Regions from separate parts of the Homo sapiens genome. Here region 1 is linked to region 2. A link is a contact called in ENCODE Hi-C or POLR2A ChIA-PET data. All regions are on one chromosome and are shown on one strand. The core of a region is the stretch at or near the end of the contact, and the rest is flanking DNA. Distances in the headings are between cores, read along the strand shown. Region 1 has its middle 85 kb from the start of PIAS1. Region 2 has its middle 46 kb from the start of RNU6-1.

The links. Hi-C counts contacts between places; a loop is a spot of excess contacts on that map. ChIA-PET counts read pairs that join two places held with the same protein, here RNA polymerase II (POLR2A). Pooled maps may share reads with other maps.
Region 1: a pooled map shows a loop between it and region 2 (5-fold over the local background). The contact joins two enhancer-like sites. A Hi-C loop is called at or near these places in 6 of 168 maps with a recorded cell type or tissue (Caco-2, HepG2, IMR-90 and 3 more) and 7 of 50 pooled maps. POLR2A ChIA-PET finds 5 or more read pairs at or near these places in 9 of 52 experiments (B cell, Caco-2, GM12878 and 6 more).

Annotation. Positions count from the first base shown.
Region 1 is chr15:67,966,445-67,971,439 of GRCh38, reverse strand. No RefSeq gene overlaps it. Among named protein-coding and RNA genes, the nearest start is that of PIAS1, 85 kb to the left of the region's middle. RefSeq lists an enhancer at 2,031-2,947. Within about 2 kb of position 3,164, at least 9 of the 41 ENCODE cell types and tissues checked have a DNase peak (open chromatin) inside an H3K27ac peak, as active enhancers do; they include ascending aorta, where a contact is called at or near this core.
Region 2 is chr15:67,883,324-67,888,818 of GRCh38, reverse strand. No RefSeq gene overlaps it. Among named protein-coding and RNA genes, the nearest start is that of RNU6-1, 46 kb to the right of the region's middle. Within about 2 kb of position 4,103, at least 26 of the 41 ENCODE cell types and tissues checked have a DNase peak (open chromatin) inside an H3K27ac peak, as active enhancers do; they include ascending aorta, where a contact is called at or near this core.

The sequences.
Region 1 (4,995 bases), core at 1,915-4,414, 84 kb before region 2:
ATTAATGTCAAGAGCAAGATTAGAATACCCACTATTCCCCTTCTTCATCATACCCAACTTCATGCAATAAGATTACCTCCAAAATAGACATATAAATATTAGAAGAGAAGAAGACAAAGCAAAGCATTAATTATATACAGATGAGATTTGGTTGCCTTCTCTAGAAGACCTAAAAGAACCAATGAACAAACTGTCAGAATTAATAGTACCAATGTACCAAAATTAATTGCCTTTCTACTTACAAGTATAAGCTATGAGAAAATGTAATTGGAAAAAAACAATAGTAACAAAGACTATAAAGTCTTTAGGAAAAATTTTAGTAAAAGATCTTTATGAAGGTGATTTTAAACTTGACTAAAACACATTTTAAAAGACCCAATAAATCAACATGTCAGATTCTTGGATAGAAAGACGCTATATTCGAGATACATTTCTCAAAATCTAGGTATGAATTTGATGCAATAACAATCAAATTACTCAAAAGACTTTTCACAGACCTTCATAAATGAATTCGTATGGAAGAATACATGTACAGGAAGAACCAAGGCAATGAAACAGAAAAAGTGGGTAAATTGCCCATCAGCTGTTAAGATACATTATAAATCAATAGTCAAAACAGTGTAGTATTTGCATAAAAATAGAAAAGGAGATAAATGGATAAATGGAAAAGAGTAAAGGGTCAGGAAATAGATCTGCGTTTATATGGGGATTTGGTATATGATAGAGGTGGTATTCAAAATCAGTGGAAAAAAGACTATTCAATAATTGGTATTAAAGCAATTAACGACCCATATGCAAAGCAACAAAATTAGATTCCTATCACATACATACACCAAAATAAATCCAGATGGAGTCAATGTTTTAATGTTTAAAAAAAAGATAAGTAAATAGATACTTAAAATTATTAGTGAAAAACGTAGATCAAATCTTTTTGAACAAAAAACAAAAATCTATAAAGGAAAATACATAAATTTTGCCATATTAAGTATTTAAAATTCTGCATGTCAAAAGACATTGCAAACAAGATTAAAAAATAATCAGCAGACTGAGGAAAATGCTTGTGATAGATACAGAAAAAAAGATAGTGGCCTAAATATATAAAGCAACTCTATAAACTAATTTTTTAAATAGCCAGTAAACAATATGCTTAATCATACTAATAATCAGGAAAATCATACAAAAATAAATTATTTTCACTCAGTAGATTCTAAAAAATTTAAGTTTTTTTAAAAAAGTGAAGTCTTATAATCAAGCAAAGCAGTGTTATAAGCTAACAAGGATGCTCATTATACGCAGTAGCTTTAGAGGGCAATTTGGCAGTGTGGATTAAAAGTAAATAAATGCATATTCAGCAATTCTACTTCCGTGCATCTACCACCAGAGAAACACTAGCCCCTGTGCAGAAGAACATGCAAAGGTTATTCATTGTAGAATTTATCACAGTAGCAAAAAATTGGAACCAATGTATATGCTCATCAAGAACAAAATGGGTAGATACAAAGTGGCTTATACATAAGATCGAATAATATAGGTGTCAAATGAGCAAAAAAGAAAAAAGCAAATTGCAGAGAAAACATTATACCATTGTGTAAAACACATATACAATATAATATATATATATACATTTATTATTACACTGTACATTTCCTGTGGGTCTACATAAATGAAATAGGTATAAATAAATGAAAAATGAGTGTAAATAAGTGGGAAAAAAATTAAATGGTCTGCAAAATTAATACATCAAAGAACCCAGGGCTGTGGGTGGTGATCAGACAGATCTTTAGCTTTAATATTCTAAGTTTAATATTAATTATTAAACAATTAAATGAAATTATTAAAAATTACAACATAATTAAAAATACAATTTACGCTGCACAAGAAAAAAATTAGAGAAAAAAGACTGAAAGGAAATGTACAACAATGTATAACAATGGTTGCCTCTGGGTGATGTGTTTATGGGTGATTTTCCTTTCTGCTTTTTTTTCCTTTCATTTTCTGTACTTTACACATTTTCTGAAATGGCCATGTGTTACTTTATAATTAGCCATGAAAAATGAAAAAGAAAAATAAAGAGCGTTTAAAAAACCCACTGTCAAATTCAGTCTTTAAAGAGCAGTGTGCTTACTTCCCTTCCCCCAAAGAGGCCCTGACATTTAGAAACAATATAAAACACTCTGAAGCACCATTTAATCCTATTACTCTTCTGGACCTCTTACAAACCTGGGGATGATCCCTTTGACTCTTTAAAATAAATCTCCCAAGGTCATGGGGTTCGTCAGTAACAGAGGGGGATGAAACTCCCAGGCCAGTGCTCCTCCCCTGCGCCATCTGGCACCTCAGAATTTCAGCAAAGATTTATTGCTTGAGCTAGCCAAAAAGCCAAATGCTCAAATGCATCTTCTTTCTAAGGGAATATTACTCCACTTAGGACCACTCTACTAACTTGCCACTGCCTCCTTTCTGGGCCTCAGTTTCCTCGTCTGTAAAATAAGGGGATTGTGTTGTCTCAGCAGGTCTGGAAATTCCAGGTTCCTAAAACATCCTGTGTGCCTTTTCTCTTCCCAGCTACTTCAAAGGATCCGCTTCTTCATGCTTGCTCTATGGTGATCACTGGGAGATCGTTTCCAATCCTGGTTCTGCAGCGAATTTATGTCCTGGGTGTCCCTGGGCAATGCAGTGCCTGTCTGGGGACCTCAGTTTTCCCATCTCTACAAGGAGGGTTTGGGCCCAGACCAGAGTTTTTCCACAATCTGGGAAGGTGAAGTGGGGTGACTTAGCTCCCTATAGGTCTGTTTCGCAAACTGAGGTTCTTGGTAAGGTTTTCTTTGAAACGAGAATCTTTAGCTACAAACCTGCTTGAAAACCACTGGGCAAGGAGACTTCGCAAGCTCTTTTCCAGGACTGACATTCTGTTTCTCCATGAGCAGCAGAACACTAGGTACCAGGGTAAAATAATGAAGATGACTCCCTTGGCTTGGGGCTTCCATCCTACTCCCTCTTGGGGGCTGAGCTGTTCAGTATTAAGATCTGAAATGCTCGGATCAGCTCAGCCCCCACTTCTTCCTCTCGCTCCCCGTCACCTAGGCAACCGGGCGGGGCCTGGGCGCGCGGTTCCTCCCTCCCCTTTCTCCCCACTCCAACGCCAGGCTGCATTCCCACCCTCTGCCTCCGCCTCTGCCCACAGCTTCTCTGCGTCTGGAGTCGCGAGTTCCACCAGTCGGGCTGCGTTTTGTGAACATGGAAACCAGATTTCAAGCGGGGGGGCCCCAACGCCCGAAAATGATCCTAGTTTGCATGCTAGATTTGCCTGGCTTCTTGACGGACGTGTTGCAGCCAAAGGGTCTGACCTTGCCAGGGCAACGTATGCAGAGCTTTGGAGGCCTGAGACGGGCTTGTTGGTGCTCAGGGGGCCAGGAACAGGCAGGGTGCTCTAATACCAGAGCATCCTAGAACGCCCGGGCAAACAGCCGTGAGAGGGGGACAGCGGGTCGTCCGAGGTGGGGGCTGGAAGCACGCATCTGAGTGGTTCTCTGCTCCACGTGGGGAGTCAGGAGCAAAGGGCCCTGGGGTATAATTTCCCACGGAGTTATCTCTGTGACCCTGTGGCCAGGGCTGGGGGCCTGGGTCCGCGTGGGAGTCCACGCTGGGCTCATGATAATGGGCATATGGGGGCAAATGAATAGGAAGAGATCAGGGATTTGGAAGGAATGGACAGGGGCTTTGTAGAGGCAACTGGCTGAAATTTGTACCTGCAAATTACACTGAAAAATTGGGGTTCAATTTAAGGAGTGAGTTGGAGCTCTGAAGGGAAAAAGTGCTAAGCCTGTCCCAAGCTCAGCCATAAAAGGCAGCAGGACCCTGGGCAAGTCCTAGCCACTTAGTTTCTTCAACAATTAAATGGCAGGGAGATGGTATATGGACTAGGGCAAGCGTCAAATATTAACAGCAATTAGAACTAATAGAAGGATTCAGCAAAGTTGCAGAGTACAAGATCAACACACAAAAATCAGCTGTATTTCTGTACATGTAAGGCAATGAACAATCCAAAAAAGAAAATTAAGAAAACAATTTCGTTGTATAATATCACCAAAAAAAAAATTTTTTTAAAAGATGTATACTGGAACTTTCTGCTTAATTTTTCTGTAAACCTAAAACTGCCCTCCCAAAATAAGGTCTATTACTTTGTAGGGGGGTGGAAAATAGAATATGCCAGGCACCTTGGCACATGCTTGTAATCCCAGCACTTTGGGACGCTGAGGCAGGCGGATGGCTTGAACCCAGGAATTTGAGACCAACCTGGCCAACATGGTGAAACTCTGTCTCTATAAAAAAATACAAAAATTAGCCAGGCGTGCTGGGGCATGCCAGTGGTCCCAGCTACTCGGGAGGCTGAGGTGGGAGGGTCACCTGAACCTGGGAGGTGGAGGTTGCAGTGATCCCAGATGGTGCCATTGCACTCTAGCCTGGGTGACAGAATGAGACCCTGTCTCAAGCAAATGAGACCCTGTCTCAAAAAAAACTTTAAACAATTTTAAAAAATAGAATACTTAACAATATATTTAATCAAGAAGATGTGAGACTAATACAATGAAAACATTGTTAAAATAAAGAAGATCTAAATAAATGGAAAAACATCCTGAGTTTGTGGATTTGAAGACTTAATATTAAAATGGCAATACTACACAAAGCAATCTACAGATTCAATGCAATCTCTATCAAAATCCCAAAGGCCTTTTTGCAGAAATAGACAACATGATCCTAAAATTCATACGGAATTGTAAGGGACCATGAATAGCCAAAACAATCATGAAAAAGAACTAAGTTGGAGGACTTAGTCTTCCTGATTTCAAAACTTCGTACAAAGCTACAGTAATCATCAGGTACATGTACTGGCATAAGGACAGACATACAGATAAATGAAATAGAATTAAGAGTCTAGAAATAAATTCATACATCCATGGTCAACTGATTTTCAAAGACTACTATGACCATTCA
Region 2 (5,495 bases), core at 2,854-5,353:
CATCTCTCTTCCTGTCCACTGCCATCATTCTAGCCAAATCTCCATTCTCTCTCTTGCCCAGGTGACTGCAGTAGTCAGGTAATTGGTCCCCCCATTCCTCCCTTGCAAACATTCACTCCATTCCCACAGCAGCCCACAGGATCTTTCTACAATATCAATCCAGCCATGCTACTTCCTTGCTTAAAACCCTTCAGTGGCTTCCCTACACACTGGGAATAAAACCCAATCCTCAGCTCCCTATCTTGCCAAGTGAGTCGTAGGCAAGTTTGAATACAACACTGTGTGAAGAGCATGTATAGAGCCTGGTCCATCACAGCTGCACGTGGAGTGGATGTTCTTGTCCTTACCTCCAGGCTATTCAGCCACTTTCAGGAAGTTCTTTTAGGTTAGAAAGTTCTTAGAAACTGGCCCGTATCTACTCTGCAACTTCATCTTTAGCCACTTGCTCCTTGCTCCCTGTGTCCCTTCCATATTAGCTTCCGATGGTATTTAAAACATATAATACCAAGACACCCTTCTGCCTCCAGGCTTTTGCTCATTCTGGCACCTAGAATATCCCCCACAGTTCCTCCCATGGCTGGCTCCTCGTCTCACAGTGCTCAGTGTTTCAGAGCTGCCTCCTCCAAGGCTGTCCTGACCAAGGTGCCAATCCCCACCACACCCCGAGTATTATCGTCAAGGAAGCCTGTGTTTCCTTTGTAGCTTGTGTCACAACCTGCCATTTGACATTTGCTTGTTGAGTCTGTTTTCTTTCTCTCCCACCAAATTATATGTTTCCCATTGGTTTTATGTGCTTCTTTACTCCCCCAGTGCTTAGGGATGTGTATTGTCTATAAAAGCTCCATAGGTGTTCACTAAGTGAAGTTTAACAAAGAGCCTTCCCTGGTATGCCCAGCTGGAAGCCATCACTGGGTCCTCTGAATTCTCATAGTTCTTCATCTCCCCTTTATTAGAACACATCTTGCTTTGTCTTTTGCACTGGGATTACTTGTACAGAGAGGCAGGGTGGTTAGAACCAGACCCCTGCATTCAAATTCCAACCCTGCTACTCCCAGGGTCCAGAACAGTGCCTGGCACAGAGAAAACAACATAAAGAGTTAGTACTACTGTGCTTTGCATTATCCCCCAGCAGGAGCCAAACTAAAGTGTTTTGAGGGTAACATTACACATATGACCAGGCACAGTGGCTCACGCTTGTAACCCTAGCACTTTAGGAGGCCAAGGCAAGAGGATTGCTTGAGCTCGGGAGTTCAAGACCAATCTGGGCAACATAGTGAGACCTTGTCTCTATAAATTAATATTTTTTTAATTAAAAAAACTATACATAGGATTTAGTATTTGATAACTTCCCCAAGCCTAGCTCAGGACACAAAGTAGATGCTCAATAGACAATAAATAAGAGCGCTAAGTGCAGTGGCTCATGCCTGTAATTCCAGCACTTTGGGAGGCCAAGGTGGGAGGATCCCTTGAGCCCAGGAGTTCAAGATCAGCCTAGGCAATACAGTGAGGACTTGTCTCTAATAAAAAATAAAAAGGCCGGGCATTGTGGCTCACACCTGTAATCCTAGCACTTTGGGAGGCCGAGGCCAGCAGATTGCCTGAGCTCAGCAGTTCGAGACCAGCTTGGGCAACGTGGCAAAACCCCATCTCTACTAAAAATACAAAAAATTAGCTGGGTGTGGTGGCACACACCTGTAATCCCAGCTACTCCAGGAGGCTGAGGCATGAGAACCACTTGAGCCCAGGAGGTGGAGGTTGCAGTGAGCCAAGATTGCACCACTGCACTATAGCCTGGGCAACAGAGTGAAACTCTGTCTCCAAAAACAATAAATAAAATAAAATAAATAGGCTGAGGACAGTGACTCACACCTGCAATCCTAGCACTTTGGGAGGCTGAGGCGGGTGGATCACAAGGTCAGGAGATCCAGAACATCTTGGCTAACATCTTGGCTAAACCCCACCTCTACGAAAAATACAAAAATTAGCCAGGCGTGATGGCACGCCCCTGTAGTCCCAGCTACTCAGGAGGCTGAGGCAGGAGAATCATTTGAACCTAGGAGGCAGAGGTTGCAGTGAGCCAAGATCGCGCCACTGCACTCCAGCTTGAGCGACAAGAGCAAAACTCCGTCTCAAATAAATAAATAAATAAATAAAAATAAAAATTTAGCTGGGCACAGGGGCTCATGCCTATAATCCCAGCACTTTGGGAGGCTGAGGTGGGTGGATCATTTTGTTAAGCTCAGGAGTTAAAGACCAGCCTGGGGAACACGGCGAAACCCCCAGGCGTGGTGGTGTGCACCTGTATGCAGGATGCTGAGGCAGGACGATTGCTTGAGGTTGAGGTTGCAGGGAACCATGATTGCCCCACTGCACTCCAGCCTGGGCAAAAGAGTGAGATCCTGTCTCTAAAAAAATAAATAAATAATAAAAAGAGCTAAATTTTATTATGAGTTTGTATTGCTCTAGGTTCTAAACTGTTCTAAACATCTTACATGTATCAGCTCATGTAATCCTCACAATAAGTGCCATTATTATTCCCACTTCACAAAGAGGAAACTGACTCATAAGGAATTAAATACTTTATCCAGGGACACCAAGTAATTAAGTGGAGTGGCTGGGATTTGAACACAGGACACAAGCAACTAAGCCTTAACAACTACAAGATACTATCAAGTGTAGACCAAGTTGTTACAGGTTTATGAGGTCAGAATCAAAGAAGACAGCAATCTATGTTGTACAACTGGGGCTGGTTAAATAAACTCTGATAGTATCTTATGTAGCCATTAAAATGATGATATAGATCTACATTTATATTGAATGACATTCATGACTTGTTTGTTTGTTTCTTTACTCCATACCTCACCTGGACTGAAATAATTTTTAAAAGCAAGCCAGAAAGCAGTAAAATAAACCTGCACACAAATGTTTATAGCATCTTTTGCATAATTGCCAAAAACTGGAGGCAATTGAAAAGGTGAATGGATAAACAAATTGTGGTACGTCAGTACTATGGAATATTATTCAGCTATAAATAAGAAATGAGCCATCAAGCCACAAAAAGACATGAAGGAATCTTAAGAGGCATATTGTTTTGTGAAGGAAGCCAGCCTGAAAAGGCAACAGACTATACGATTCCGACTATATGACATTCTGGAAAAGGCCAAACCATAGAAACAGTAAAAAGATCAGTGACTGCATGGGATTAGAGGGTGAGAGGTGAACAAGGGGATCACAGGGGATTTTTTGGGCCAATTGTTCTGTATGATACTGTAATGGTGGATATGCGACATTATGCATTTGTCAAAACGCAAAGAACTTCACGCCACAAAGAGTGAGCCTTAATATAAGCCATGAAATGTAGTGAATACTAATATATCAATACTGGTTTATCAATTGTGACAAATGCAAGATATTAATAACAGGGGAAACTGAGGGAGCGGTGGGAGGTTATATGGGAACGCTGCACTAGCTTCCCAAATTTCTGTTAACTGAAAACTGCTCTAACAACTAAAGTTCGTTAATTTAGAAACAAACAGTATCATCGCAGGATATTTCGTGTTAATGTACATCTGTGTTTTTTGTGTACACAAAAAGTCAGGAAGGACATAACCAGAATTAATAGCAGTTGTCTCAGCCTGGTGGGATTAATAGAGATCTTTCTCCTAGTTCTACTTGTTATTAACAACAGCATGCCTTTATCCTGTAAAGGAGTAAAGTGGGGCAGTGGGGGCTGCCCAGGACCGGGGACCAGCGGGCCCAGGAGCGGTTGCTGCCAAGCGACTCCGTGCCCCTAAGGGCACCGCAGTCCTCAGCGTCTGCTCCGCCCACCCCGTCCCTCAGCCTTTGCAACTGCGGGTCCCGAGGTTAGCAAAGAGACCAGAGAATTCCTCCGGTGCGATTGCGTCTGCACACGCGGCGGGCGACGGGGAGCCGGCAGGGCGGGCGGGGTCGGAAGCGGGGCACAGTGGGGCTCGGCCTGGGGCCGTGGACGCTCCGTGCAGCTGTGGGGAGGCGGGGGCGGCGGCCGCGCCCGCGATGCCTTCAGTTTGCTGGAATGTTCCTGCGGCAGAAGTGTACTTTGTTCCAGGGATGGGGGAGGGCGGAGCGGGGGCTGGGCCCCAGCGCGTCCTGGGACTTGGAAGGCTGCCAGCTTTCCGTTCCCAGGGTGCCTTCTGGCGGGGGCGGGCGTTGTCTGGTTTTCAGCATGGGCCGCTGTGGGGTTCTGGAGGGAACCCCTGGATTCCAGCGCCATCCCTGCCACCGACTAGCTGCAGGTCCCTGCGTGGGGTATCTTAACCTCTCTGGGCCTATATTTCCTCATCTGCAAAATGAGGCTAATCACATTAATAATAATGCTGTGATGGTTATAGCCGGGCACTGCTGTAAAGCACTGTGAGGTGCTCTCTGCTCGCAGCAACCTTTGGAGGTAGGTGCTGTTAATATAACATAATTACACTCTTAGTAGACTAATACTCACTTGCTGCCCAGGCCCTTTGGAAAGCGTAGATGGTCTGGCTGTAGAAAACCTGGTCCAGCCTCCTTCCAAGTAGTAAAACGTGCTATTATTATTTTCACTTTAAAGATAGGGACGCAGGAGCTCAGGAAGGTTAAACAACTTGCCCAAGGGCACACAGCTCCTAAGAGGCCATCCAGGATGCAAACCCAGCACTTTGGGAAGCCAAAGTGGGAGGATCCCTTGAGCTCAGGAGTTCGACACTAACCTGGGCAACATAGTGACACTCCATGATATTTAAAAAATATATTTTAAAAAAGGAAAACAAAAAGGCGGGGGACGCAAACCCAGTTAGTCGGTGAAGAGCCGCCACTCAACCTCTACAGAAACTGCCTCACTGCTAGTGTCTGGAAGCCCCATTATAAGCTTATTTGGACATTGCAATCCATGCAGCAATTCTGGGAGAAGTTTCACAAATAATAATTATTAATACTAAGTAATGATAATTATCACCAATTGAGGGCCATAATTTCAACACCATATATGTGCAACAATTATTTTTCCCATTTTAGAGATGAAAGAATCCAGGCGCCAGGTCACTCCAGTTCAATGGGGTGGAATCCATTCATCCTGAAGCGGAAAGGCAGCAACAACTTAGCTCTCACCTCCTTTGATAGGCAGGCCGACTCCTCCAGAGTCTGATTATGCCAGCCAGCCAGGAAGAGCAGCCCTTCCTTCCCCAGACATTGTCAAAATCAACTTTGCCTTGCCTGGTAATCTGAGGAGCTTCTAAGCTGCGAGGGTGTAAGGAGTCTCAGATGATATCTAACACCAAGCTGGGGAGTTGCTCTCCTCTCCCGGGTCTGCTGCTTCCAGGAGCCCGGTTGCCTGGTGCCTGTGGAAACGTTTCCTCCACTGAGTCTACCCAGAGGATGGAGGCAGAGTGCAAGACAGTTGCCCTAAATTGTGGACAAAAGAGAGCTCTGCAGCCGAAGCTCCGTGTCCCATTATCACTAGGCTCCTGTCCCCTCAATCGTATGAC